Regions from separate parts of the Homo sapiens genome. Here region 1 is linked to region 2. A link is an interaction called in ENCODE POLR2A ChIA-PET data of the cell type or tissue named here. Cell type or tissue: OCI-LY7. All regions are shown on one strand. Links, peaks and the distances in the headings refer to the core of each region. The heading gives the core; the rest is flanking DNA. Region 1 holds the start of ACP3 (acid phosphatase 3). Region 2 has its middle 34 kb from the start of TRC-GCA9-1.

Region 1 (15,611 bases), core at 3,987-11,986, 60 kb after region 2:
TTACATGACATTATTTACATACCAAACCTGCCCTACGCTTCCTGGAAACTTTACTACTTATGAGTGTGGCTCCTCCTTCCCTTTCAATCCCTTAATTAAATAGCTTCCCCTCTACAGGCTTTTGAAGTGGTAGCAGTTCCTCCTAACTCCTGCCAGAAACAGCTCTCCTCAACATGAGAGCTGCACCCCTCCTCCTGGCCAGGGCAGCAAGCCTTAGCCTTGGCTTCTTGTTTCTGCTTTTTTTCTGGCTAGACCGAAGTGTACTAGCCAAGGAGTTGAAGTTTGTGACTTTGGTAAGTAGACTTTTCTCATTGCTTTTTCCTTAAAACTGTGTTCCCAGCAAAGTCTGATAAGGCAAGCGTCAGGTTTCATCTTATCCTTGGATTGTTTCCCAGAGACCAGGCTCTGTTCAAACTCAGAAAGTGAATAATCAAGTTTTGCAAGTTCCTCTTAATGAAGACCTAACGTGTCCTAACAAAAATATTTTTTGGTCGCTGTTTTTTTAGGGGTTGCTTTTTATTTGCTTTTGCTGATGTTATTTATTTACTTACTTTACAACTGCCTTGAATTCAGATTCCTTTTGACAGCCACACCAGTCCAGAAGAAACCACAGCTGGCGCTGTTTATGTACCAAGAGCTGGCTTCATTCAATTTAATCATTATTTGTTTGCAAGCCAAAAAACAGTCATTTTCTGAATTAAGTAGTCCTTTCACCTTTGTTTATCAGGAAATTAGAACAACTATTTGTAAACAACCTTGAAGCATAAAAGTGAATCTAAATTTGGAATTTTAGGATGATTTTCTGATATATAGATTTAGTTGACGATTAAAATCATTGGCACATGTGACCAGTTATGAAAAAAGGTGGGGGGTGGCTGATGCATAATATCAAGAAAAGAAAATATACTGTTGACATTGTTTGAAAATAGATGGAAAGAGGGTTTGCAAAGTGAAGGGGATTCATCATGTTACCTAAGAGTCTGATTTTCTGTTTCTGTATCTTTTTTTCCTTCTGTTTCACTCTTTCTCTGCCTCTAAGCCTCTAAGCTGCTTCTTGCCTTTCCTCTCTCGTTTTCTTTCTCTTCCCTACATTTTTTTATTTGAGATAGTGAAAGTGGGCTGATAAGTAGGTAAATTTTCTTTCTGTCAAGAATACTCAAAAATTATTTTTATAATTTGAAGGAAAGTCACTGTTTCCTTAAAAATTAAAGTTCAGGCTTTTTTTTTTTTCAGCATGGGATATTCAAAGCTCTTTACTTTCTACAGAAAATATGATACCCATGTGCTTATTTGAATCATTATTCTTATAGTCCAGTAAATCCTTACTAGGTCATGAGTCAACAATGACAGAAAACCCAGTGAAACAAACTATCAATTTATTTACAAATGATTCACCAGCTGTCAGACTTCTGTGCAGAAAAAAAATATATAATACTGTGTGCCTTCTTTAGGGAAACCCATGTGAGCTAGGCTTGTACTTCTATCAGTAGTTTTCTTGCTAACATGTGCATGAGGCAAGTTTAGGGACTGTAGAAATTGTACTGCATCTGCCGTGCTTGTAATACTGTAAACCTGTGACAAGCTGGTTGAGTGGCAGTCCTCTGAGAAATCCAAGTTACTCCAAGCTCACTGTACATGATGTATTCCCTCCTCCATGTTTTACCCAAGTTAGCCCAGGCTAACTTCCTTTGACTACCAAATTGTTGTGGGTTTCCTATATTCAGGGACTGCAAGTTAATTCTTTCCTGAGGAAAGCCAAAATACAAAGCTAGCTCTCTTAGAACTAAAAAAATTAACAAATATTGCACAAAGCCAGTGTTAACTATTTTTTCCTACCATGATTTCCTTCCATTAATGGTAGATGAAGGGCCATTTAATACATCTTTCTTGGCCCTTATAAAACAACGTCCATCTAAGTACTTAAGCCAATAAACATCAGTTTCTTATTTTTATTGACTAAAGAGAATATTTGACTATAAGTGGTTAATTTATACAAATGAGATAACTCTTAGAAAATTATTAGGAGAACCAGAATTGTTTTAAAAGATGCCCATAACTAAAGTGGTAATATTAATGATAATAACCAATAGTCAATTGAGTGCTTACTGCAAGTACTTACTGCAATTGAGTGCTTACAAGGCACTGTTCTGAGTGTTCAATATGAATTGTATCACATAAGCCTGTCAACAATCCTCTAAAATAAGGTCGTTAAATAAAATATGGGATGACCATTTGAATTTGAACTTCAGATAAATAGCAAATAATTTTTTAGTCCCATGCAATATTTGGGCATCCTGTATGTTTATTTGCCAAATCTGGCAACCATTCTATAAAGTTTTGTAAAACTTATTATTCCTATTTTATAGATGAAGAAATTGAGGCACAAAAAGGTTAAGCATCTTGCCCATGGTCACACAGATGGAATGGTGGAGACAGAATTTGAACCCAGGCTCTCTGACCCCGGATGCCTTTCCCTTTATCACTAGACATGGTCTTTTCCTGCTGTGTGTATATAACCCAGCACATGGAGCTAGTCTGAGATCCCCCTGTAAGGTTTGCTGGATTAGCTTGACTCTGAATCAGCAGGTGGTTCCCTTGCTTTTCCTCTGTGATCCGAGAAAAATAAATCCTCCCCAATTCTGAAAAGCTGTTCTCAGCAGAAAGAGGAGGAAACTGTCCTTGGTTCTTGTTCTCGGACTAACTGAAGTGCCTGTGACCCATGAAATGCTAGTTTGACAAGTTGTTAACAGGTGTACATGGGGAAAAAATCAGTTTCAATAGTCAAGTTAGCTTTGGGAATAGAACTGGGTTAAACTGTGTTTAAAAGGTCTCTTTAATGCAGTAATCCTAAGTCTTTAACATGCTAATACGCACTGTGGCTTTCAAGGAAAGGATCTAGTGTTTTCCAAACTCTGTTTTCAAAATTTTGATTACAGCATTCACCTCCCTCTTTTTTTCCCCAATGTCCTGTAGAAAACACTGAGAGAACTGACATTTTTAACTTTATATGGAAAGAATCGTAAATATGGTGAATCTGGATGTCCTCATCAACCAGCTTCAAAGACTATCACCCATGCAATCTTGTTTCATCTGCATAGCCACTCATTTCCCACACACACCCACTTGAGTTTTTTAAGTTATTTCATGCACCATATCATCCAGAAATAGAAAAATGTCATTTTAAAGCATCCTGTCTCCCCTAACCCAGAGAAAACCCACAAGTTCAGCTGATCCAAGACAGAAAAATTCCATCTCATTTCACCGGTGTTAAGAAAGGAATGATGACTTACAAGGTATACACTCTTCTCATTCTTCATGGTTGACTTTCTTCATGCAGAATTCTTAATCAAGTAATATAATATTCTTGGGTTTTTTTTTTTTTTTTGAGACAGAGTCTTACTCTGTCGCCCAGGCTGGAGTGCAATGGCGTGATCTTGGCTCACTGCAACCTCCGTCTCCCAGGTTCAAGTGATTCTCCAGTCTCAGCCTCCCAAGTAGCTGGGATTACAGGCGTGTGCCACCATGCCTGGCTAGTTTTTGTATTTTTAATAGAGACTGGGTTTCACCACGTTGGCCAGGCTGGTCTTGAACTCTTGACCTCAGGTGATCCACCAGCCTTGGCCTCCCAAAGGGCTGAGATTACAGGCGTGAGCCACTGCGCCTGGCATAATATGATATTCTTGATGGAAGCAGCCTCCAAATTCTCAGCACATAATCTATATACTGGAATGGGTAACTTCCACATTATGGACATGAAGGACCTCCTAGCTACTAGGGAAGGTGGAGCTAGAGGATCACTTGAGCACAGCAGTGTGAGGCCACATTGAGCTAGGATCACACCATTGCACTCCAGCCTGGACAACAGGGAAAAACCCTGTCGCTTGGGTTGGCTTATAAAAAGAGGTACCAGAGGCTGGGTGCAGCAACTCACACCTGTAATCCCAGCACTTTGGAAAGCCGAAACAGAAGGATTGCTTGAGGCCAGGAGTGCAAGACTCCAGGCTGGTTAACATAGTAAGACCTCATCTCTGCAAAAAAGAAAAAAAAAAAAGATGGACCAGATAAAATTCCACTGAAAAGCAAAAATCAGGTCTCCTGCCTCAGTTCACAAACAACCTTACATACAATCTCTCTCCCTTGCTGTATGGCTCCTAATCACTGTATCCAAGGAACAGCCAAGCTGTCTGGAGACCACAGGTTTTTCAAAGACATTTGCCGGAAACAGCACCGTGCGCTGAGAGTTGGTACTGAGCCAGGCTCAGTTCAGTTTGCTTACATGAGCTTCTCCCCAGATTTATGCCAATGCATTTCACAAATTTTCAGGGTGCATTTGGCCAAGACATTTCAGCCAACCAGGTTATTCCTGTGGGTGCTTCTCAGTATCCTAAATGCAAAGGAATAATTAATTATTCCTCTCAGCCAAGGAAATAAAAGTAGGGAGAGATGATTAGAAATTAACAGAGGTATGTCTCGAAGGAGAGTGCTGTTTCCCATTGCTCAATAGGTAGTGCTCATTTGCCCTATATGCTGCAAATTATTGTCAGCAGGAAAGGAAGTATATATGTTAGCTAAGCTAAATGTCTGAATAATATAACAACAAAAATAATTATAACAAATATAATAATAAATCCCACATATCAAATGCATCCGGTGTGCTCGGTATTATACTGATGGCTTTACATATATTACACATTTAATTTTCATGATGCTCCTGGATGAGAAATAATGCTTTTGTGTTTTACACGAAAGGAAATTGAGGAAAGGAAAGGGAAATTGAGGCATGCAGAATGTTAAGTTAAATCATTTTCCCAAGGTCACCCAGCAGGACCTTGACAAAGCAGGAGTTTGAACCCAGGTCTAACCAACTGAAAACCCAGACCTTTTCTGATATATCACACATCTTCTACACAACATAATACACAGTTTTTACAGCTTCCCTTATTTGCAGGCCTCTGTGTTCGTCCCAGTCTCTGGATCAAAGTCTTATTAGACTTGTCCTGATTGCTTCACGGGGAGTACAGAACATATTCTCATGCTGATTCCTTTCAAGGTCAGCCAGCTTTCCTTCTAACCTCTGAAATGACACTCATTTACATTACTCAATTATTTCTGCCCAAACTATTTTATTTTTAATTTTCTTTACCAATGGATTTATTTCTTAGGTCCTAAAAGAAGAAAATAAAATAGACTTCTACTCATAGTTATCTTTGTGCATCACGAGATTTTCACAACTTAGAGTATACCCTAATAAAATAATAAGAAGAATTTAATGTCAGGAGATAAGGTTCCTTTTAGGACTTCCAGAATCACCCCAAAGTTTTATGATGTGTCTCCAATTCCAAACCTGAAAGGAGAACATGATGGTTTATGAGACTTCAATCCAGTCTGGAAGCAGACTCACTGTTCTAGAAGCAAAGGCACAAATGAATAGGATAGAGACTGCTACAATTTGAATGTTTGTCCCCTCCAAAACTCATGTTGAAACTTAATCCCAATGTAACAGCCTTAAGAGGTGGGGCCTTTAAGAGGTGATTGGGCCATGGGGGCTCTACTCTCCTGATGGATTAATGGATTAACAGATTAATGGATTAATAGGTTATCACAGAAGTGGGTGAGTTATCATGTCAGTGAGTCTATCATAAAAACCATTTTGGCTCTCAGTGTGCCCCTTCTTGTCCTGTCATGCCTTCTGCCATGTTATGACACAGCACAAGGCCCTCACCAGAAGCTGACTAGATGCAGCTGCCTGATCTTGGACTTCCTAACCTCTAGAATTGTGAGCAAAATAAACCTCTTTCCTTTATAAATTTCCCAGTCTCAGGTATTCTGTTAAAGCAACAGAAAATGGGCTAAGACAGAGGGGAAAGACAAGAAGATGAAAGAAAGGAAAAAAAAAAAGCACACATAGCACACCTTGCTGATAAATAAGGATGATGATCAAAAACCCTCATGAAATGAGAAGATTGGAAAGAAATCCATAATGTACCTGGAAGTACTAGACCCAATCCGAGATTCACCTGTTCATCAGAACAGGCCTTTTTTGCATATTACTATGTTCCAGGCACTGTTTTGGGGTTATAGCAGTGCTTGTGACAGCAAGGCTTCTGCTTTCAAGGAGTTTCTAGGGACAGGGAGGGAGCCAGATTTTTTTTAATTTTAGTAAAAACAAAAAATAAGAAAACATCAGGAATATTTATTTGAAATAAAACAGTGAGATAAGATAGAGATTGAGCAAGAATTATAATGATGGTCAAGGGATGTCTCTCTGTAAAGGTCAAATTTTCAGGACAGACCTCAAATTGATGAGTGGTGTGTATGCTGAGAGAAGACGCAGACTTGAGACATTCAAAGCAGACAGGACATCAAGAGCAAAGGCCCTGAGGCTTCAGCAAATTTAGTATATTGGATGTAACAGCAGGAGGGCCCATGTGGGTAAGCTGAGGACATCAAGGTGAGAATATCAAGGTGGGTAGGGACCAGATCAGGTAAGATCTTGTGAGCCCTTGTAAGGACCTTTAATTTATGCAAAGAGCAATAGAACATGATATAATATCTAAGAGTGATGAGGATATAAAAGAAACAAGACTAGCCACATACAAGTTGATAATTGTTGGAGACAGTGGTGGGCTCATGATAAAAATCTCCACTTTTAGGCTGGGCACAGTGGCTCACGCCTGTAATCCCAACACTTTGGGAGGCCAAGGCGAGTGGATCACCTGAGGTCGGGAGTTCGAGACCAGCCTGGCCAACATGGCGAAACCCCGTCTCTACTAAAAATACAAAAATTAGCCAGGCGTGGTGGCAGGTGCTTGTAATCCCAGCTACTTGGGAGGGTGAGGCAGGAAAATCACTTGAACCTGGGAGGCAGAGGTTGCAGTGAGCCAAGATCATGCCATTGCACTCCAGCCTGGGCAACAAGAGCAGGACTCCATCTCAAAAAAAAAAAAAAAAAAACTCCACTTTTGTATATCTTTACATTTTCCACTGGATATAGCCTCGACTGTACTCACCAGGTTCTCCACACCCTAAGCCACATGCCAGATTTGTTTAGCAGATTCAGTGGAGCAGGTTCATTCATGGGGGCACCAAACCAAAAGTCCTTTTAAAAACAGTTACCTATGATTTAAAAGTGTGAAGTGATTGTAGTATGATGGGGAAACAGTGGGCCAACTATCATGAGAATTAGGAGATCTGGACAGCTACATGATCTCTTTGATCATATAGTTTTCTTACTTGCTCAGTGCAGCAGTAGTGCCAACCTGTCCTCAGACGGGGATGTAATAATTAAAAGAGGTAGCAGGGGAAAATTCTACAAACCATGGAGGGTTGTGCAAATGTAAGGAATTATTATTTTTTTTTATTTTTATTTATTTATTTTGAGACGGAGTCTCACTCTGTCACCAGGCTGAAGTGCAGTGGCACGATCTCGGCTTACTGCAACCTCTGCCTCCCAGGTTCAAGTGATTCTCCTGCCTCAGTCTCCCGAGTAGCTGGGACTACAGGCATGCGCCACCACACCCAGCTAATTTTTGTATTTTTAGTAGAGATGGGGTTTCACCATGTTGGCCAGGATAGTCTTGATCTCCTGACCTCATGATCCGCCTGCCTCAGCCTCCCAAAGTGCTGGGATTATAGGCATGAGCCACTGTGCCTGGCCAGGAATTGTTATTATCTTGGATGTCTTTCTATTACAATTACCACTACTACTGCAAAAATCCTAATTGCTAATAAAGTATTTTTAGGTTTTTAAAGGATTTCATAGAGTATGATTGCTGGACTGAGCACAGAGGTAATAATTGGTAGAGCAGCAGTTAAGAAGATTGCTCTACCACAGAATTAAAAGAATGTCTTCGCATAGTCCAAGAACTCCAGCTGAATTTTGAAACTCCAAAAGCTCAAGGAACACCAGCTTCACATTTGCCTGCGGGAGGGGTGTGTGCACACATTTTGATTTCCAGCCCTGGAAGTGGAGAATGGTTTATTAAGTGTTTCTCCAGGACATCCCTTCCAAAGGGTTGACAGCATGTTTGAGCAACTACCTTGGAAACACTTAAAACCTACTGAAATGTAGGGGAGTACAATTATTTCTGAACTATGGGCCAGAGTGAGAAAGTTTGCCCAAGTCTCATGATTATGTTCCAGTTCTCTGCTCTTCAAAACACTCTGCTAAGGTGACCACACTTGTTTTTCTCTCTCAGGCCATTCTGTCATTTAGTTGCATAACCTCAGTTCTATTCTTTCAATAATATACATAGTTCACAGTGCCTTCGGGGTAGTTTCCGTATCAAGGTTTTGGTTTCTTCTGATACAAAACACACACACACACACACACACACCCCTTCCAATCCTAGAGGAAAAGAGTATACTAAGTAGAGTTAATAAAGAAGCGTTAGATCCCAGACCATTCAGATTTAGCTGGTGGGACTGTGAGGAGTGTGATCATACAGAAATGAACCTCTCACAGGTGGTTAAGTATGCTGGAGTTGGAGGCACAGCCTGTGTTTGAATATCAGCTCTACCACTTCTTACATGCTGTGTGAGTTTAGACAGGTCACTTAATTAAGCTAAACTTCCTCATTTGTGAAATGGAAATAATAATAGTAACTGCTTTGTGGAACTGATGAGAAGATTACATCTATGAGAAGCACTTAGCACAGTTTCCAGGACAAAGTGAGTGTTCAAAAAATGTTAAGGAGTTACCGTTGTGGTTATAGGTTGGTGGGAAGCAATGTAAATTATTTTATTACAATGTCTCTCACCTGACTTCTCTTTGGCTAACTCAGTGGCTCTCAACTTGGGGTGATTTTCTGCCCCTATGGCAGAAAATGTGCCTTTTTCAGTTGTCACAGCTGGGGAATGTTACTGGCATCCGGTGGGTAAAGGCTAGGGATGCTGCTAGACATTCTACAATGCACAGGACAACCCCCACAACAAAGAATTATCTAGCCCAAAATGTCAACAATGCTGAGGTTGAGAAGCCCTAGAAACTAAAACAGTGTGGGGTTTGTAATTTATTGAAACCATGTAACAACTTTAGTTATTCAAAGACACATTTACCTGGGATATAAAAACTCTAAAATGTACTTCAATTGTGGAAAGAGGCATCAATGATTAACCATAATCATTTCTGATCATGACCAAGTCACCCCTGAGACTAGTAACTGCAGGTGCTCACAAAAAAATATGCAGCTGTCCTTCCTGCCTTCAGGGGATCATTCATGAAAGTAATTTCTCACCTGACCAAAATGATCGCTTAACATTTATTGCATCATTGCCCCTGTTTCTGTAGACTACTCTACCGAAGTTTTAATTTGTCACTAGTTTAAAGGGCCAAAAGATCTGTTTTCTTCAGATATTAGAGACACAAACCAAGCATCTCCCACTTTCTTGGAATTCCTTCTCAAAAATGACTAAAGTCTGAGACTGTTTTCTTATTTAATGTCTATTGAATTCTGTTTTACAGAATTTCAAAAGAGCAGGTTCTTAGCTTACTTTTCAATGGAACATTTTAGCCAGGTAGTATAAGTACAGGTGCGGGTAACCTCAGATAAATCAAGGTGTTATGCAGCTGTCTCTATATTAAAAATATTTGCTGACATCAGTGTAGACTTCATCTTGTAGTTCTTCAGTGTTTTCTTTCCTTATCTTTTGCTCATAAGATGGCTTTGTGTTTGGTTTGATATTATACTGAGAAAGCATATTAGAATCAAAGCACCAAGATTTCAAAAGTCCAGACTACTCTTCCCAAAGAGAAATGTGCAATCACAATAGCATGACATGGGTACAAATATAGAAGTATGTTATTAAAGTATTGAGAATTAGCTTTCCTAACCTCCCCACCTGCAATCTTTTACTCCTAATCTCCAAAAAATGAACAAATCATTGGCTCAAAATGGTCACAAATTGTATGTGGTGTTAAAAATCTATTATTTTTATTGTATATAAAATGTTGCCAGGTGTGGTGGCTCATGCCTGTAATCCCAGCACTTTGGGAGGCCAAGGCAGGTGGATCACTAGGTCAGGAGTTCAAGACCAGCCTGGCCAACATGGTGAAACCCCATCTCTACTAAAAATACAAAGATTAGCTGGGTGTGGTGGCGTGTGCCTGTAATCCCAGCTTCTCGGGAGGCTGAGGCATGAGAATCACTTGAACCTGGGAGGCAGAGGCTACAGCGAGCCAAGATGGTGCCATTGCACTCCAGCCTAGATGACAGAGCAAGACTCAGTCTCGAAAAAAAAAAAAAAGTTATACTAGTTGGGCACGGTGGCTCACACCTGTAATCCCAGCACTTTGGAAGGCCGAGGCAAGTGGACCACCTGAGGTCAGGAGTTCAAGACCAGCCTGGCCAACATGGTGAAACTCCATCTCTACTAAAAATAAAAAAATTAGCTGGGCGTGGTGGCAAGCGCCTGTAGTCCCAGCTACTCAGGCGGCTGAGGCAGGAGAATTGCTTGAACCTGGGATTCGCCACTGCACTCCAGCCTGGGCAACAGAGCAAGACACTGTTTCAAAAAAAAAAAAGTTATACCACTATTACTGTAATCATTAAGGGAAGAATACTTCTCATCAGAGTTTGTCTGCAGTAAAGTACTCTTGTCAGCTTTGTGTTCCTTTCTGTCCTATCTTATGTACAAACCGATCTCCATTATGTGTCACCTGCCTTCTAATGGCTGATCATCTTGATTCTTACATTACCTGAAACACAGTGAAAGTGTTAGTGAACTTAGAATAGTGGTTCTTAACTAGAGATTTACCCAGGGAGATTTTTTAAATCCTGATGTCCTGGCCACATCCCAGACTAATTAAATAAAAATCACTAAGGTTGAAAGCCAGTCCTCAGAATCTTTTAAAACTCCTTACGTGATTACAATGGGAAGCCAAAGTTAAAACCAATGAGTTAGAAAAAAAAAAACTATTATAATGAGCAGAAGCAAAACACCCAAGTGACGTTTGTAACATCACTCTCTCACATCTACTTTCAGGTGTTTCGGCATGGAGACCGAAGTCCCATTGACACCTTTCCCACTGACCCCATAAAGGAATCCTCATGGCCACAAGGATTTGGCCAACTCACCCAGGTTGGTTGGACTTTTAGCTAAAGATTGTTGATGAAGCTGGGTGTGGTGGCTCACGCCTGTAATCCCAGCACTTTGGGAGGCCGAGGCAGGCGGATCAACTGAGGTCAGGAGTTCGAGACCAGCCTGGCCAACGTGGTGAAACCCTCTCTCTACTAAAAATACAAAAATTAGCCAGGATTGGTGGTGGGCACCTGTAATCCCAGCTACTCGGGAGTCTGAGGTAGGAGAATCGCTTGAACCTGGGAAGTGGAGGTTGCAGTGAGCCAAGATCGCACCATTGCACTCCAGCCTGGGCAACAAGAGTAAAACTCTATCTCAAAAAAAAAAAAAAAAAAAAAAAGATTCTTGATGAGTCTCAAGGGGAAATGTATATAGAATTGTCTGTTTTGATATTTTTTGCCCTTCTGGCTTTATTTAAATGTAAGAGATGTACATGAACAAAGACTATATGAGCTTAGAAATGCTGAAGAGAGCCAAGTGGTAATCATAAGCCAGGATTTGAATTTCTTAGGCTTCACATGAGAAAGTGAAAAATAGTCTTGTAATCAATAAGCTGAATCAACAGCATTGGGAAACATGATTCCCCAAAGTGCTGATATCAGAATATGATTTCTTGTCAGCTGGATATATTGGGATTTGACCTTCCTTATAAGTGGTCAGTTAAACACAGGGAGCCCTACTTTCTGAAGAGCATCTAAGGAGAAGGTGAACTGGGGAGCAAAGCCATCTTTAGTCACTGTTCCAAAGCCCTATTCCCTTTGCTTGTAAGATTGGATGACTCTTCTGTTTGGAGCCACAAGGCCAGGTGAATTGCTTCTGTCCTGATCTGTTTAAATATATTAATTAAGAAAATGTCACAGAATCTTTAGAGTAGAATGTCTCAAAAACTAATGGGTCTTAATCCTGCCAAAACATTGGGATTATCTGGAGAGGTTTAAAAAATATATTGATGTCTGCCTGGGAGGTTCTTATTTAATTGGTCTAGTATGTGTCCTGGGCATTGGGATTTTTAGAAGCTCCTTGGTGATCAGTTCACTCTAATGTGTAGCCGAGGCTGAGAATTTCTGCCCTGACTATATTTCATAGAGGAGAAAACTCAGGCAGGCTATTTGAGACCAGCATCTTCTGTCTCCCAGGTCAAAGCTCTTCTCACCATAGCCTACCCATCTTCTGTCCCTTTGAATGAAAGAGAGGCTACAAAAATTCAGATTTGCTTGTTAATACCTATGGCTCTGTATAGACTCCTGTTCTGTTGCTATGTTTTCCCATTAAGACCAAAAGATTCTTCTAGGCTGCAGGATCTGAGTTCTTCTTCTGAAGAACCTTGATTACCCATCAGATTCTATTAGGGCAGTATTTCTCAAGCTTCCATGTGCAAATGAATCACTTGGGAATCTTGTCAAAATGTAGATTCTAATTCAGCAGGTCTGATGTGGGACCTGCGATTCTGCATGTCTAACATACTCCCAAGGATGACAATGGCACTGGTACATGGACCACATTTGAAGTGACAAGGTTCTAGGGCTCAGATTCCTACCCTTGTCTAGGTACTTTTTTTTTTTTTTTTTTTTTTGAGATGGAGTCTCACTCTGTCCCCGCAGGCTGGAGTGCAGTGGCTCGATCTCAGCTCACTGCAGCCTCTGCCTCCCAGATTCAAGCAATTCTCGTGCCTCAGCCTCCCAAGTAGCTGGAACTACAGGAGAGCACCACCACGCCTGGCTAATTTTTTATATTTTTAGTAGAGATGGGGTTTCGCCATGTTGCCAAGGCTGGTCTCAAACTCCTGAGCTCAGGCAATCCACCCGCCTTGGCCTCCCAAAGTGCTAGAATTTCAGGCCTGAGCCACCACACCCAGCCTTGTCTAGGTACTTTAAATCTACATAATCATAAGATGATGGCTGTCTAGATCAGTGTCTAGGTACTTTTAATCTGCCTTGTCTAGGTATTTTTAATCTGCATAATCATAAGATGATGGCTGTCTAGATCAGTGGTTTTTAAAGTGTGGTCCCTGGACCAGCAGCATCACCATCACGTGGGAACTTCTCAGTAATGTAAATTCTTCACGCAATACCCAGTGAACCATAAACTTTGGAATTAAAGCCCAGAAGTCTGTGTTTTATTGAGTCCTCCAGGTGATTCTGTGCATGCTAAAGTGTGAAAATCACTGCTTCATACAGACGACTATTTAAAAAGTCAGCTGTAAGAACACAATTAGACCTAAAGTACCTGCTTCTCCGCTACTCAGGTCACGGTATATTATTCCTTTCCCACCTTGTCCCTATCGTAGATGGGAAGTGATTATAGTGGTGGTCAAGCAAATGACAAGTGTGACAAGCAAATGACAAGTGGGACCAAGCAGCAGCCACCGTAACAACCTCCTCTCTGGCTCCCAAAGCTCTAGTAAGGCTCTGGATTAAAGACAAACTTGAATGCTGCATTTCCAAAGCATGGTGCTCTACTACATGCATCTGAATCACTTGGGAGACTTGTTAAAATGCAGATGTCAGGGCCCCACTCAGGAACTAATGAGCTGGAATCTCTGATGGAGATGCTGAGGAATCTGCATTTCAACATGCACCGCTGGATAATTTTGTTTCTGATGCACGGTAATGGTTGTGGACCACTGAGCTAATGCAGTGCATCTCAGTGATTACTGTCCATCAGAAGCTTGTTAAAAAATATTCTTGAGCACCACCCCCAAAGGTTCTGGTTCAGTAGGTCAAGGGTGGGGCCCAAGAATTTGATTTCTATAATGCTTTTAAGTGAAGCCAATACAGACCACACTTAGAGTAACATGTTCTAATTTTTTTATGAACCAGGAATTAATAAACTGGGCAGATAGTAAAGCATTGCCCACAGAGGTTGAAAGAGACTTTCAGATTCATCGAGTCTAATCTCATCAGATGGTTGAGCTTCTTCCACAAAATCCCCACCAAGTGGGTCTCTTTGAATGCTCTACCAACAAGGATCCCACTACATCAGAGATGAACCATTTACTTAAATCAGATCAATCACCCAACTATCAACTAAGCACTTACTATGTGCAAGTCTCTATGTTAAGTGCTAATGAAGATAAATGAGTTTTCTCAGGGAGTCAGGGAACTGTAACTAAAGAGTACAGCTCTTTTGTTTTCACTTAAATATGTGTCATTATTGTGGAACTATTAAACCACACCATTGTTCATTCTACACACATAATGAAAAAAAAAATCAACAAATTTTTATGATAGTGTGATTCATAGAACTTACTTTCATTAATTTTTGCTTTTATTTTTTTCCCATAGCTGGGCATGGAGCAGCATTATGAACTTGGAGAGTATATAAGAAAGAGATATAGAAAATTCTTGAATGAGTCCTATAAACATGAACAGGCAAGTTGGGGAGCCAAGAGTGGGAACTTTGATCTTTGAAATAATTAAAATAATTCTGCATATATAAAAGTGCTTTGCCTGTTTTCCAAGGAACTTATACAAGTCAGAGGTCTTGTTTACAAATATATTCCTCTTTATGCAAATTTTTGTTCCAAAAAGTTTGTGAATATGAGTAATTTCAAGATTTTATGAACACCTGAATAAATACTTTGGCTTGACAAGTAGCCACTGCTTAATTGATCTCATTTGTCAATTCAACTATTGGCCAACCAGGTTGCTTTGTACCATGATCATAATATTGCTCATTCCTTAACAAGTATTATGATTCTGATGTTAGCACAATGTCTGTAATATTTCACTGTGGGTGTCCTTTCCTTTCTCTAATACCTTGGCAGCTCTGTAGAAAAAAACCTCATGCTCCCTTTACGTTCGCTTCTGCTTTGATTTTCCTACTCTAGGTTTATATTCGAAGCACAGACGTTGACCGGACTTTGATGAGTGCTATGACAAACCTGGCAGCCCTGTTTCCCCCAGAAGGTGTCAGCATCTGGAATCCTATCCTACTCTGGCAGCCCATCCCGGTGCACACAGTTCCTCTTTCTGAAGATCAGGTCAGTATACTGGGAAAACCAGGAGATTTCAGATGGACCTAGAATGAGGAAGGCAGGCTACTCAACAGTTGTGGATTTGGGAGTCTGGACACTCCTTGAGCTGTGCAGTTTTAATTCTTTCTTAAATAAAGATACAAAGGACAATTTAGGACATGGAAAACCCTAGCTAAGAGAGAGTAGGAACCAAATTTCTCTTTGGATCTGTATGATCCACTTTGTTTTGCCACTCTTGCAACTCTTGGCAATTTGCCCCCTCATCGTCATACACAGAGAGAGAGAGAGAGGGAGAGGGAGATAGACAAGTCCCCCAGTGTTCTGCCTTAATTCCCAGGCTTTTGGTGCCCCAAACAGGTTTCTCCACTCTCCAGATTATCCAAAGATATTTATACCACCAAACACTCCTCCACTCATGAAAATCCACATTCCTAGGTAGAGAAAAAAAGATTTGAGTGCATAATCATTGCCTAACATTTTATGTGAATCATTGTGTTACCTTTCATAACAACTCTGAATGGACAATATTCTTGCTCTCCTTTTATAGTGAGGGAAA
Region 2 (15,611 bases), core at 3,651-11,650:
AAAAAGCACTGGATCGCATACTTTAAAACAGTCAATGTGGCTGGGTGCGGTGGCTCACGCCTGTAATCCCAGCACTTTGGGAAGCTGAGGCAGGTGGGTTACAAGGTCAGGAGTTCAAGACCAGCCTGGCCAACATAGTGAAACCCCCATCTCTACTAAAAATAACAAAAATTAGCCAGGCATGGTGGTGCGCACCTGTAGTCCCAGCTACTCGGGAGGCTGAGGCAGAAGAATCGCTTGGACCCGGAAGGCAGAGGTTGCAGTGAGCCGAGATTGCACCACTGCACTCCAGCCTGGGTGACAGAGCGAGACTCCATCTCAAAATAAATAAATAAATAAATAAATAAATAAATAAATAAATAAATGAGTGAATGTTATGCTGTGTGGAATATACCTCAATTTTAAAATGTATGAGAAGAAAGGACAAAGAGAAGCACTTCTTTTTTTGGCAGTATGGCAGACTGCATCCATTACCACTCCCACTGAAAACTAAATGATGCCACTAAAATATTCAAAATATCTTTTAAGTATATTGATAAGCTTGCAAGAAACCAAGGAATAGTTAGAGGCCAAAATAAAAACGAGAAGAAGTAAACTGAATATTAAAGTTGGCTCTTACCTTGAAGTCATTTGCCTGGTCAAGTTACTGATTTTCTGTTTCCATGGCCTCATAGAATATGGAGGACAGGTGACAAAACCCACAGCCCAAACAACATGGATGATCTTATAGCAAACACCTCTATCTAAAGCTAGGATTTCCCAAAGGTATCCAATTTGAGCATAAGGGTAGACAATTAAGGTTAAGCCATAAGAAATTGCCAATATTTGATTATTTTTGACTTATGAAAAACAATTTTCCATGGTTCAACCTACACTTAGCCCTCAGTGATCCCCCTATCCAAACTCCCAGAAATTGCAAGGAAAATTGCACTTTAAAACTTGGAAATGAGTAAAGAGGAAAATAATTCCCTTGAGGAATAAATGTTCACTCAGAATTACATGTTAAAGAAAGACATTTTTGAAAAACAGGAACAAGTAAAGACATTTTCAAATGCCTAACAGATGGACCAACAGATTCTCACTAAAGAAATTTGTAATGAATGTTCATCCTACAGAAGAAAAGTGATTCCAGATGAAAGAGCCAAGATGAAAAGAAATGTCACTATTATATTAACCAAAATAAAGCTAGTAGAGCTACATTATTGTCCATCAAGATAGACTTTTAGACAGAAAGAAAAACAAAAGATAAGATGGTCGGCACATATTTTAAAGAGATGCATTCTCCAGGAAGAAATACTGACTAAATTCTTTCTAATAAAATATTTTTCAAATGTATTAGCAAAGGTTGACAGAAAACAAGAGAAATGAAAAAATATATCATAATGACAGTTTTCAATACACCTATCTCTGTAATTGACAGATCAAGACAAAAATCAGTAAAGACATAGAAAATCTGAATAAATCATAAGAAGCTTGATCTATTGAGGACTAACTGACATACACAGAATACTACAACCAAAACACCCAATCTTTTCAAACACAGAGAGAATCGTTATGTACTGGACTGGAAATAAAGTCTCAAAAACTTCCCAGGAATTAGTGTCAGACACACTAGCTCAGATCACAATGTGGTTAAGTTAGAAATAAATACCAAACACACAAAACCGCTTATGTATGGAAATAAACATACATCTAAATACTTCATGGGTTATAGAAGAAATCTTAATAGGACTTACAATATATTCGGCAATGAATAATAATGGACTACCTCATTTTATAATTTATGAAATGCAGCTAAAATAGTACTTAAAAGGAAATATATAACCTTAAATATACCAATGAGAGGACGGGAGAGATTGAAATCAATAGCTAAGTCTCTCTGCTGATCACTTTCAGGGCACCCCTGTAGATCTATTAGTTGCCCTTCTGTCCATTGTTCTGTGCTTCCAAAAGGCTTACCTGTAAAGACTGCATCATCCCAGCTACTTTCCTGCTGACTTCCACTTGGGTTTACTCAATGGGTGACACTCACAGGACATAAGAGATTAGAAAGAGGGATAAGGATTTTTATATATCTGCTCCCTCCTTACTTAAAGCCATGGTTTTAGCAGAGGCCCAAGGTCGTGGCTTTTTTGAGCAGCCCCTTTATCAAAGGTCTGGAAAGAGTCTACCTTCCCCCTCACAACTGAGTAATGAGGCTTACTACTGTTGCTAGTTCTGGGTAACTCATCTCTTATTGGTTTCTTTAACCCTGACACATTTATGTAAATACTCTCCTCCTTACACTCTCTTAAGTCTTCCTTTGACTATGCCATCTATTTCTTGCCAGGACCTTGGCAGACAGAGCATCCCACTTAAGAAGTTAAGAAAAGAGAAACAGAATAAACCCAGCAAAAGTAGATGGAAGAAAAAATAAAGATAAGTAGAAATTAATGCAATATAAAGCACATATACAGTAGAGAGGACCAACAAAGACAAAAGTTGACAAACTATTTGCATGATTGAGCAAGGAAAAAAAATAATATTAAAAATGTAAAGGACATAGCTAAATATAATGTCGAGATTTAAAAGATACCGAGAGAATAGTATAATTTTATGCCAATAAATTTGAAAACAAAGAAATGAATAAATTTGTAGAAAAATATAATGCAATTTCAATTAAAAATCCAGAAGATACAACCCTATCAATGGGTGTCATGCATCCATCTCAGACAGGAATCCAGGAGTCAATTATTAAGTCAATTATTAAAGAATTTTGTGAGCTGATTGTTAAACTGTTGGTAGCTTGATGTTGGCCAGGGTGGGAGTATTCACACTACAAAAATAAGTGAACACTACAACAATTATAGAATTTGAGTCATTAGTTAAAAATCTGCCCACAAAAACTTCGGGCTTCAAGGGTTTAACCAGCAAGCTCTACGAAACATTCATTAAACAAGTAATTCTAGTCTTCTATAAACTCTTTCAGGTAAACAGAGAATCATTTGATGAGTTTAGCATAACTTTGATGTCCAATATGATGAAGTATGAATGAGAAAAGTCACAGGACACTCTTATTACTAACTAAGCAAAAAATGCTAAACACAAAGTAAAGCAAATCCAGTGATGTGTATAAAATATAACATGAATAAAATGGATTTTCCCAGAAATACTTTCATTAGAAGGCATAACACTAGAAAATCTTTTTTTATTTTTTATTTTTTTATTTATTTTTATTTTTATTTATTTTTTTTTTTTGAGACAGAGTCTTGCTCTGTCACCCAGGCTGGAGTGCAGTGGCATGATCTCGGCTCTGCCTCCGGGTTCATGCCATTCTCCTGCCTCAGCCTCCCGAGTAGCTGGGACCACAGGCGCCCACCACCACGCCCAGCTAATTTTTTGTATTTTTAGTAGAGACGGGGTTTCACCATGTTAGCCAGGATGGTCTTGATCTCCTGACCTCGTGATCTGCCCACCTCAGCCTCCCAAAGTGCTGGGATTACAGGCGTGAGCCACCGCGCCCAGTCTAGAAAATCTTTTAATTCTCCACTTAATACATTTATGAACTTATGTCATCATCTCAATAGATTAAAAAGAACCTCAATAATACTCATCATTTTAAAAAAGAAGAAAAACTCCTAACATATCGAGAATAGGGGAGAATTTCTTTAACCTAATAAAGAGTAACCCCCACAAATTCCCACCCCCAGCAAAAGAAAAAGAAAAAAATGTGGTAACACATTGAATGCATTTTTTGTAAAGTCAGAAACAACTCATGGGCACCCAATGACTTTCGCTACTTCTATGTAACATTGTCCTAAGGGTTTTAGCTGGCATTTTAAGGCATGGAAAAGAAATAACCTGTACAAAATAACAAGGCTTATTGCAAAATATAGCGTGGGAGAAGGTAGCTGTCACCATTCTCAAGGAGGAAGTTTAAACCCAATAACTATACCACAACAAAACTTGAAGGCAAAGAGAAAAGATTTATAGAGAAAGACCCAAGAAGCTAGAAAAAGTTTCCCTCCTTCTTCTTCCATAATGATTTTTCTGACAGGTGAAGCCACCGCCACCACCACCACCACCACCACCACCAGGGAATCATTAAGAGCCCTTAGATCTCACCAGGTACTATAGAATCTGGAAACACAGTGAGCAAGAAATCTCATTCCATCAGGCCCATTCTAGCCACCAGTAGCCATCCCAAGGTAAAGCAATTGCTCCTGCCCCCCTGGAATGATGAATCCCCTATTCTCTGCCCTCCTTGAATGGCTGGTGGTTTCAGCTATGAGTGTGGTGTACTGATGCTCAAAGTGTAGTCCAAGGACTGTTGTAGGTCTACTCTTTGTTACTGGTCGCTAACAAGAAAAGTGCAGAAATGAAGAGTAAGCAAACAGAACCTGTATAGCAACTTGACACAGTCATTTCACATCTGTTGAATCTAACGATAATTTTTTTAAATTCTGGCTTATATTTGCAAGTCTTTTTTCTCAATTTTATTTTTCTATTAATTTATTTTTAGTGTATTTTTTAAAATCATGAAGGGATTGAAAAATTTAAAACAAACAAAACAACCAAACAAAAAAAAAAACTGATCCCTCACCTGGGGCACTTTTAAAATTCTTAGTGCCCCGCCTAAACCCTACACCTACACCTATTGCATCAGAATATCTAGGGTGGCACCAGACATCAATATTTCTTTATAATCCAGGCTATTGTAGTTTGCAAACAGGGTGAAGCCTTCCTCTCCAAAGCATGCCTGTGGAGCAACAGCATTGGCATCACCCGGAGCTCATTAGAACTACAGAGACTCAGACCCCACCCAGACCTATGGAACCATAATTGCATTTCAACAAGAAGATTGTATGCCCACTCAAGTCTGAAAAGGTTAAATTTAGAGAATGATATCAGAGGTATTGGTCTGCTTTTCAAGGCCCCAAGAGCACAGAGATTTTTCTGGAGAGGGAGTGCGAAGTGGGTCATCACCAGCACTAATATTACCACAGGGACTTCCTAATTGACTATCCTTCCCACAGCTGGCAAGGTGACCTTTCCTAAACAAACCTGTTACTGCTCTCCTGGGGCCTACAAGATCAAGTCCAAACCCCTGACAGCACAGGATACTCACCACCCCTCACCCCATCCCCAACATTTTGTCCCCTTCTTATCTGCTCAACCTCCTTCACACACACTCACACACCACACTTTACATACACATCATACCCACTCACACACACCACACACACGCCATGCAAACACTCCATCCATACCACATATACTCTACATACACATCATATACACACATACCATACACACTGTCACACACACCGCATACACCACACACACCCACACATACCACACACACATATACATCACAGACACCATACCCACTCACACACAGAAACATATACCCCACACATACCACACACATGCTCATACATACACACCACACACACACTGCACATACACACCCCACACACTCCACATACATATCACACACCCTCACACTCACACACACACACACACACACTCTGGACACAACTCCATTCCTCTGCTAATTCCCCTATCTCTGCCTAAAATTCTACCCCCTCTCAATCCTCAATTAATGTCACCCTCTTGCCTACCTAAAGAACTCCTTCCCCTGGTGGCTCACAACTGTAATTCTAGCATTTGAGGAGGCAGACACATGAGAATCACTGGATCCCAAGTCTGAGACCAGCCTGGACAACATAGAAACTCCTCATCTCTGAAAAAAAAGAAAAATTAGGTGTTGTCCACCTGTAGTCTCAGATACTTGGGAGGCAGAGACAGGAGGATGGCGTGAGCCCAGGAGTTTGAGGCTGCAGTGAGCCATGATTGTGCCACTGCACTCTAATCTGGGCAACAGAGCGAGACCCTGTCTCAAATAAATAAATAAATAAAATGACTTTCCATACTTCAAGACACAAGTCAAATATCTCCTTCTCCATGAAACCTCCTAGAAAAGGCAGGCATTTCCTCCTCCAATTTCCCACAGCTTCTCCTACAACCATTCAAATATAGCTATGATTATAGAGTGGGAATTGTTTACATGTCTGTCTTGCTCATGGCTTTGTGCTCTCCCTACTACTTTCTCTCTATGGCACCTCACATCCACTTTGTAGCAAAAGGAATCAGAATTTTGTAAGAATCACCAGTCAAGGATCTAACTAGATCCCAATCTCTCCTCACAACTACATCACTGGTTCGTGGAATTTCCCCTTGAAGATGCACAATCAATTAACCATACTCGGGAAATATTTAATAAATGCTGCCTTGGGAATCCAAAGATGAAGACATTCACGCAGAGAATATCCTTCTGCAACATTTGACTATTCCATTCTCCATTCCCGCCCAGTAAGTACTTTAAAACAGTCACAATCCAATGAAAAGGTGAGATGACGGCACTCTTCACATTTTTTCACAAAGCTTTCAAGAGTAAAGATTAAAATACGTATAAACCACACCCATAAGATGATATTTTAAATACAGTTAATTCTCATTATTCATGGTAGTTATGTACTATAAATTCACCTGGAACTCTCATTTAGCAAATACTCAACCACTGCTCCTAAGGAAATACTAGGTAGGTTCCTGCAAGCCTTTGGTCACAACATCTTAATCACTGGGGGGAGTGGAGGGGCTACTTTTTATTAGGTTAAAGCGATTCCCATCTATTCTTGATGCGTTAGTTTTTCTTCTTTTTAAAAATGATGAATATTATTGGAGTTCTTTTTATCTATTGAGATCATGGCATAAGTTTCTTAAGGTGGAGAATTACACTAAAAGATTTTCTAATATTAAGCCATCCTTGCATTTCTGGGAAAAATCCATTTTGTTTATGTGACATTTTGTACACATCATTGAATTTCCTGATTTTTTGCGTAGCATTTTTGCTTCCATGTTAACAAGCAAGATTCTGCTATGATTTTTGTATTCATACTTTATCAGATTGGACATCAAAATTATGCTAAATTCATTAAATGAGTCTCTGTTTACATAAAATGGTGTCTAAGACTGGAATTACTTGTTTTACAAATGTTTGATAGAGCTTACTGGCTAAACCCTTGGAGCCTGTGACCACACTTGTTGGACAACTCAAGTTTTTACCCACTCTGAACATGTCCACAAATGACTGTGAAAGCATCACAACTGTTGATTTGGGAGTTACAAATAAATTTGTATCAAGTAAGTATATTCACAAATATGGAATCTGCAAATAGTAAAGATTGACTCTATCTAACAAGTGGTAGGGTAAGAGCATTAACAAACCAGAAGAGTTGCAAATCACATTATTTAAGATCCTAGGGACTCCTGATGTGCCAGGCAAGAATACCTTGATTGCAGACTGCTGAGTCATGTGGAGCTCTAGGGAGAGTCCAAAGGAAGAGCTGGGCAGCTGGGGTGGCATAGGGACAGCAGCTATTTACCAATCCATTAGGGAAGAATTGCAATATCTTGTATTCATCACTTTAACTAAACTGGCCCTTCCTGATACCAAAGTAATACCAGGCTGAGAAATTCCAAATTTCTCCTATTACTCATTATTTTGTAAATCTGTTTGACCCACTTACATTGGAAACTGTATTATCCCTCCTCCAGACAGAAAACCTAATTATATCTTAAGAAAGGGGAAATCTGACACTGAAATGATTTTAATAGCAATCTGTTGGTACTAGCAAACTGATTATATTTCATATGGTACCTCTCCCAGTCTTCATGGACAGGAGCAGAGTCTTCTCTGTAGAAACTGCAATGTTGTCCAAATTTGCAAAATGCCAATTCTAGATAATGACACTCAAGTGCTGAGGGAAGTGGAAGGAACAGCCTGTTACCTTCTACTTCAGTGCTTTGATGGCTGAAATGGGAGGAGTCATAGACTGGCTCTGGCTCAATGCCCTTCAAGGGATAATCTAGTCTAGAGCAGTGCTTTGCAAAATACAATGTGCTTACAAATCGCATGAGAATCTTGGTAAAGTGCAAATACTGATTTAGTAGGTTTGGACTGGGGCCTGAGACTTTACATTTCTAACAAGCTCCGAGCGACTGCTGCTGGTCCAGGGACCACACTATGCATATCAAGGGTCAAGACTGGAGTAGTGGTTCTCAGTCACACTTGGGCATGCATCAGAATTACAGAGAGAAAGCCTGTTAAAGCATAGATTGCTGCCCCAGAGTTTCAGATTCAGTAGCTCTGACTTGGGCCTAATAATTTGCCTTTTTAACAAATTCCCAATTGACAATAATGCTGGAAGTTTGGGGATGGCATGTTGAGAATTACTGATCTAGACTAGAAAGGCAAACCCTTAGAACCATGTTTCCTCCAGCATTTCCATAGACATAAAAATGCTAGCCTTTCATCATGTTGACAAAGAACTTATATTTCCATAAAAGATATAACTCTAATGATGAAGTTCCCAAGGACAGGGGCCACATCTTGTATTCATTTGATACAATATAAATATAGTAAGAGCAATTAATACAGTCTAGATTTATGGCAATTAAATAATGAATTTTACTATCTGATGTAACATTTTACCCTTTTAGTGCTGTCTCAACTGGTGCAAAGCTGATCACTAGCTGCCAACTCTTGCTCTTAATTCATTTTTACAAATTTCAAAGTCTCCCTCTTCTCTCTCCTTTTTTCCAAATGAAAAGCCCTAGAAAGAAAGCAACTGGGAGTCAGGGGGTTATGGCTCCTTTACTTTTTATCTCTTATGCCTAAAAAAGACCTGTCAAGTCAGGCACAGTGGCTCACGCCTGTAATCCCAGCACTTTGGGAGGCCAAAGCAGACAGATCACCTGAGGTCAGGAGTTCAAGACCAGCCTGACCAACGTGGAGAAACCCCGTTTCTATTAAAAATACAAAATTAGCCGGGCACGGTGGCACATGCCTTTAATCCCAGCTACTCGGGAGGCTGAGGCAGCAGAATTGCTTGAACCCAGGAGGCAGAGGTTGCAGTGAGCTGAAATCACACCATTGCACTCCAGCCTGGGCAACAAGAGTGAAACTCTGTCTCAAAAAAAAAAAAAAAAAAACTTGTCAAAGTGTAAGTGCTCAATAAATATCTGAGGAAAAGGAAGGAAGGAAAGAGTGAAAGAAGGAAGGGAGGGAGGAAAAAAGGGAGAGAGAGAAGAGAGAGAAAGAAAGAAGGGAAAAAAAGAGGGAGGAAACATAATACCCTTAGTTAAATTTGTAGTTTGCCATTGGCATGTCTTCAAAATGATTAAGCTGAATAGCTTTCTAAAGGCAGAATTTTGATTCATTTTAGTTGGGCCTCTATTCCAGATGAAGTCCTTCCAGCAATAAAAATTGAAATGATTTCTTAATAATAATGATAATAAGTTTTCTAATCCAAAGTGTTATGATACTGTTAGCTTATACAATGCAGTTGGCAACTAGGTCACCATGTATAAGCATTATCTATAACATTGTCTTCTAACTGATATATCAGCAGATTGATTTCTCCTGTAAAAAAAGATAGCAACTACCAACCAGAGACAATCACAGTCTATTTAACCAGCTAAATAATTAAAGGCCAGATGTTTGCCCACAGCAAGTCAACTGTCCCTTAACTAACATCTTCCAAGAACCAGTGAGGCTTGGCTGCCTGTCCTGGTGATGAGACCAAGGTCTACTTACGAGCATTTACAGGTGCCTACTACATGCTGGTGATTTCTGGGAGTCAGGAGGAAGATTAAAGGAGAATCAGGTGCAGCCTATAGCTGTAGTAGTTGGCAGTTTATCTAGAGAGATGATCAGGTAAATAAGTAACTGTATTATAAGAGAGGTAAGTACAAAGGCTATGGGATGGCAGAGATAGTGTCAAAATAACTCCTTGGGAGAGTCAGGAAAGACTTGGGAAAGGGTGACATTTATGCTGGCTGTAAAAGAAGATATAAAAGTGAACTTAGAGCTGAGAGTCAAGACACAGTGTTCTCTAAGCAGAGAACGGATATGCAGACATATTGCAAATACATTCTTAGAGAAAAACAAACATCATTAAACCAGTGAGGACAGGGAGTTATCCTGTATCTCAGCATTGAGCATCTGTCACCTGTGTTCACCCAGGCCGATACTTGTAGGTACAGTTTAATTCAGGGCTTGAGGACAACAGCAAACAATTCATTAAGAGTGACTATGGGGCCAGGCACAGTGGCTCACGCCTATAATCCCAGCACTTTGGGAGGTCAAAGTGGGCAAATCGCTTTCTATCTAAAAAAAAAAAAAAAAAAAAGAACAAAACAACAACAACAAAAAGAATGACTATGGCATGAGAACCATGTAGAGTTTACTGCACAGCTCCAGTAGCAGGCACACAGTTCCATATCTACTGAGATTGGTTTGGCATTAATTTCCATTTTCTCATCACCAAGGAACTGGTAAAAGTCTTAGCCACTGGAACTGTTACACCAGATTTCAAATCTTCTTTCACTGTTTATGATCTGCTGATCCACTCTTCTGAGTCTTATGCTGTTTTCATCCCAGTACAACCTGCCCTGTTTTCTTGGACCAGAACCTGTACTTTTAATACCTGTTTCAATGTATATTCCAGGGACACTTTCATAACGGAGACTTTGCCAATAGTTTTGCCATGAAGAATTCTCCTGCTTACTATGTGAATTGTTGGCCAGCAAATGGCTTCTCTTGCGGGGGTCCATCCTACAGACACTGACCCAATGACAGATGAATAACGTACACTGACACATATATTCTGCTTGTCAGTCTGGCTAAGGGTCCGGGCCCCTCACAGATACCAAGGAAGGTGCTGTAAAGAGTAGCAGCCGTGGCCCCGTTCAGCCAACAAAGCTCACATTTATTCAGTATGGATTAAATGACAAAGGTCTTGAGTAAACACTGTTAGAGGGTAATTGACCTGGTTGCCGATCCACCAGTAGACAGAAATTATGCACCCGTGGTTGATTAAAGGTTGGTCTTAGGACCACATGAGTAAACAAGCTATTTAGATAAACTACTCTATATTCCTATGTATCTACACCCTACGCTTTTAAGGGAGTTCAGCTGTCTTCAGCCAAACACTTTACACAAACCCCCAGGCCTTCTAAGAGGGTTTGTGTTTAATTCCTATAATTTCATCTTAAAATTTTTCCCACCAGCCTGACTGAACTCCCACATTCTCTCTTTGGTGACAAACCCTGCAGCTTTCTCTCCCTCTTTCTTATTTAAACATTTACTTTCCAGAGCAGCTGCCTGTTTGTTCTTAGTGATTAGCAGTCTCCTGTGGTGGAACAAGGAGAAAAGCATGGTATATCTTGAGGCTTTTTGGTGAAAGAAATACCTTCTTGAATGGATTTGAGCTGCAAATGGGTCCCCCTTGTGGTGAAGTTTCCCACTGGGAGAAAAAGAAACACATGGCCAGCCAGGCGCAGTGGCTCATACCTGTAATACCAGCACTTTGGGAGACTGAAGCAGGTGGATCACAAGGTCAGGAGTTCGAGACCAGCCTGGCCAACATGTTGAAACCCCCATCTCTACTAAAAATACAAAAATTAGCCAGGTGCAGTGGCAGGCACCTGTAATCCCAGATATTTGGCAGGCTGAGGCAGGAGAATCGCTTGAACCCAGGAGGTGGAGGTTGCAGTGAGCCAAGATCGTGCCACTGCACCCTAGCCTGAGCGACAGAACGAGACTCCATCTCAAACAAACAAACAAACAAACAAAAAACACACGGATTCACTCATTCAACAATATTTATGAAGCATCTGCTTATATGCCTGGCATTATCCCAGGTGTTAGGATATGGTGGTAAGCAAAACAGATTAAAAATTCCTTGCCTATCTGAACTATGTGATGCCTCTTTGTAATTTCATAGGAGCTCAAGCTTGCACCTTTAAACAATTCTGAGATGACCATCATGTAGGCTATACAAAGACATGAAGAAATATAAGAGCAGAATCATTCAACGAGCTGTGGAAAACCATGCCTGTTATTTCTGTGCTTCTCCCATCTAACACAAGTGCCTGGTGTAATTTTTATTTTATTCAATAAACATTTATTGAGTGCCTACAATTTATCAGGCAGTTATATTTCAGAACAATATTTTTCAAACTTTAACGGACATGTGAATCACTTGGAGATCTTGTTAAAAAGCAAATTTTGATTCATTTGATGCAAAAGTGGGGTTGGGGGTGGGGTGCAGGGGCTTAGATTTTGCATTTCTAACAACCTTCCAAGTGACGCCAATGTTGCTGGTTCATGCACCATACTTTGACACAATCACTTACATTCTGGTGGAAGACAGGTAAGTCAACAATTAGAGAATAGTAAGTTGAGGCCGGGTGTGGTGGCTCACGCCCGTAATCCCAACACTTCGGGAGGCCGAGGTGGGCTGATCACTTGAGGTCAGAATGTTTGAGACTCTGTCTCTACAAAAATACAAAATAAGCTGGGCGCAGTGGAGTGCGCCTGTAGTCCCAGCTACTCGGGAGGCTGAGGCAGAATTGCTTGAACCAGGAGGCAGAGGCAGAGGTTGCAGTGAGCTGAGATAGCACCACTGCACTCCAGCCTGGGCAACAGAGTGAGACTGTGTCTCAGAAAAAAAAAAAAAAAAAAAACAGAGAGAGAGGCCCGGCACGGTGGTTCACTCCTGTAATCCCAGAACTTTGGGAGGCCAAGGCGGGTGGTGGGGCATGAAGTCAGGAGATCGAGCCATGCTGGCTAATACAGTGAAACCCTGTCTCTACTAAAAATACAAAAAATTAGCCAGGCGTGATGGTGCATGCCTGTAATCCCAGCTACTCAGGAGGCTGAGGCAGGAGAATCACTTGAACCAGGGAGGCAAAGGTTGCAGTGAGCTGAGATTGCACCACTGCCCTCCAGCCTGGGGGACAGAGTGAGACTCCATCACAAAAAAAGAGAAAAAAAAAAGAAAGAGAGCGAGAATGGTAAACTGATATATAGAAAACACAGTGTAGCGGGAGAACAGAGGAGGACACAGAGTAAGAACTAAAGATGGGGACAATAGGATGAAACCGGTCTCCTGAAATACAACTCTGAGTCCAGTATGAAGGGTAAAGAGGGAGAGACTGAAGACATAAGCTAATACTCACACCAATAAGGATAACATTTATTATTTACATCATGCTAAGCATTGTGCAAAGTGCTTTATAGCCTAAAACTCATTGAATCCTCTCAATAGCCCTATGAGATAGGTAGCTATGGTAGACAGAATAATGTCCCCAAAGATGCTCATGTCCTAATCCCTGGAAACTGTCAATATGCAAAAGGAGAATTAAGGTTGTGTAGGAAATGAAGTTTACTTGTCATTTGATTTTAAACTAGGGAGAGTATCCCGGATTACCCAGATGGGCCCAGTGAAACCATAAGGCTCCTTACAGTGAAAGAGGGAAGCCGAAGAAGAGTCTGTGTTCGAGTGATGCCATGTGAGAAAGTTTCAACCAGCCACTGCTAGCTTTAAGGACAGAAAGGGGCCATGAACCAAGGAATACAGGCAGCCTCTAGAAATGGAAAAGCAAGCAAATGGCAGTTTCACCTAGAACCTCTAGAAGGAATGCAGCCCTACCAACACCTTAATTTTAGCCCAGTGAGACCTATTTTCGGCTCCTGACCTCTAGAACCATGAGATAATAAATTTGTGGGTTTTTTAATTTTTGATTTTTATAGGTACATAGTGGGTATGTATATTTATGGGATACATGAGACCAATACAGGCATACAATGTGTAATCATCACATCAGGGTAAATGGGGTATCCATCACCTCAAGCATTTATCATTTCTTTGTGTTACAAACATACCAATTACACTCTTTTAGTTTTGTTTTTTGTTTGTTTGTTTGTTTGTTTTTGAGATGGAGTCTTGCTCTGTTGCCCAGGCTGGAGTGCAGTGGTACGATCTCGGTTCACTGCAAGCTCTGCCTCTTGCCTCAGCCTCCTGAGTAGCTGTAATTACAGGTGTGCACCACCATGCCCGGCTAATTTTTGTATTTTTAGTAGAGATGGGGTCTCACGACATTGGCCAAGCTGGTCTCGAACTCCTGACCTCAGGTGATCCGCCCGCCTTGGACTCCCAAAGTGCTGGGATTACAGGTGTAAGCCACCATGCCCAGCTCTTTTAGTTATTTTTAAATGTACAATAAATTATTGTTGCCTGTAGTCACCCTTTTGTGCTCTCAAATACTAGATGTTATTCATTGAATTTGTATTGTTTTAAGCCACCAGAGTTGGGGTAATTTCTTATAACAGTCATTGGAAACTAATACAGTATTATTTAAAGATAAGGAAATGGATGCACAAAAGTTCATTAACTTACTAGTAAGTAGCTAGTTTGGGGTCTGAACTCTGGATTCATGTTAACTACACCTTAGTAGATTCTGGATCTAAGAAATAGGACTTGACAGGATTTGGTAACTATCTAATATGCAAGGATTCAGGAGATGAAGAAATCTAGAACACCACCAAGGTTTCTAGTTCAAACCACTGTTGGGGAAATGACACCACTCATTGATGAAAATATAAGAAATGAACGAGCAATTAGTAATTACGGGAGATGCTTAAAACATATTTGTATTTGAATTGCACACTCAAATCCAGATTCTGCCGGTAGTCAAGCTAAACTGTGGTAATTCTCTTAAGACATAATATCCTCAATCTGATCTTCTCTCTGGCTCCTCATTCAAGTTCAATAGATGCAGAGTTGGGATGAGGAGATGCAAAAAACACATGTGAGAGATATTGTCAAACAGGGTCAGCCTTTATCTTTCAAAAGAGGACATCTCTGTAGTGTGAGAATTATTATTCAATTGGCACTTCCCTTCAAAGTTATGAACTTACCTCAAGATCAACTTAGAAAATAGCTGCCTATCAAACATTCCTAATTCCCTCTGCTTCAACCCACAATACAATACAAAGATTTGAGGAACCTCCTTTGAGAGACACTTTTTAACTTTAAGTTCAGAGGGAAATGTCCGACCAGCTAATTTAGCTAAAACTCCCTGCCGGAGAAAGGCTCTGTTGTGTAAGCAGGCTTTGAAGTTTCAATGACTTGGGTTTCAATGTTGGTTCTGCTGCTTACTATCTGTGTGATCTTGGACAAGTTACTTAACCTCTCTGAGCCTTCTTTCCTCATTATTGTGAGGATTAAATGAGACACATATGTAAAATGCCTGGTACATGAAAGGCACTTAATCAACATTTTCTTTAAATTTTAAATCAGAAAAATATATGGTAAAACAGAAAGGAAAAAAATCTTAATGTATCATTACCTATTATGGGAAGTCACTTTAACACAGTACATTTTTATCACCTCTAAAATGTCCCTCAGTCTTCGCAGCTACTTAACAAGTAAAATGGAGATCTCTGACATCTACCATATAACTCAGCTGATTTATTACCCAGGTTCAAATTCCGAGCTTCCACGCTCTGCAGGGCCTGCTGGAATGACAACTTCACTTAATACACGAAGACCTGGGATCAAATTTCCCCCGCTCTTCTAGGGTCACTCAACCCAGTCAGCTCATCACGTGTAACCCATGTAAAAGCAGGCCCCCATGAAGTCCAGTCTCAAACCACAGTTGTACCAAAGAAACAAAGAACACCAGGAACACAAAATAGCAGAATCAAATATTTTCCTCTT

Evidence for each region. Peaks named below come from ENCODE experiments on the same cell type or tissue, not always from the same donor. Only the 100,000 strongest peaks of a DNase experiment are listed, where the experiment ranks them.
Region 1: POLR2A ChIA-PET joins it to region 2 with 12 read pairs; 3 of 35 experiments call an interaction of 5 or more read pairs at or near these places.

What each region holds. Positions count from the first base shown.
Region 1 is chr3:132,317,284-132,332,894 of GRCh38, forward strand. ACP3 (acid phosphatase 3) reads left to right here and starts at 124. Exons shown (of 10, transcript NM_001099.5): 1 at 124-293; 2 at 10,984-11,079; 3 at 14,364-14,450; 4 at 14,909-15,061. The coding sequence starts at 174. In OCI-LY7, for the core only: no CTCF peak of the experiment used is centred there; DNase peaks (open chromatin) are centred at 8,528 and 9,208; H3K4me3 peaks cover 473 bases; H3K27ac peaks cover 1,445 bases.
Region 2 is chr3:132,257,825-132,273,435 of GRCh38, forward strand. No RefSeq gene overlaps it. Among named protein-coding and RNA genes, the nearest start is that of TRC-GCA9-1, 34 kb to the left of the region's middle. In OCI-LY7, for the core only: a CTCF peak has its summit at 11,322 (motif pointing left); no DNase peak of the experiment used is centred there.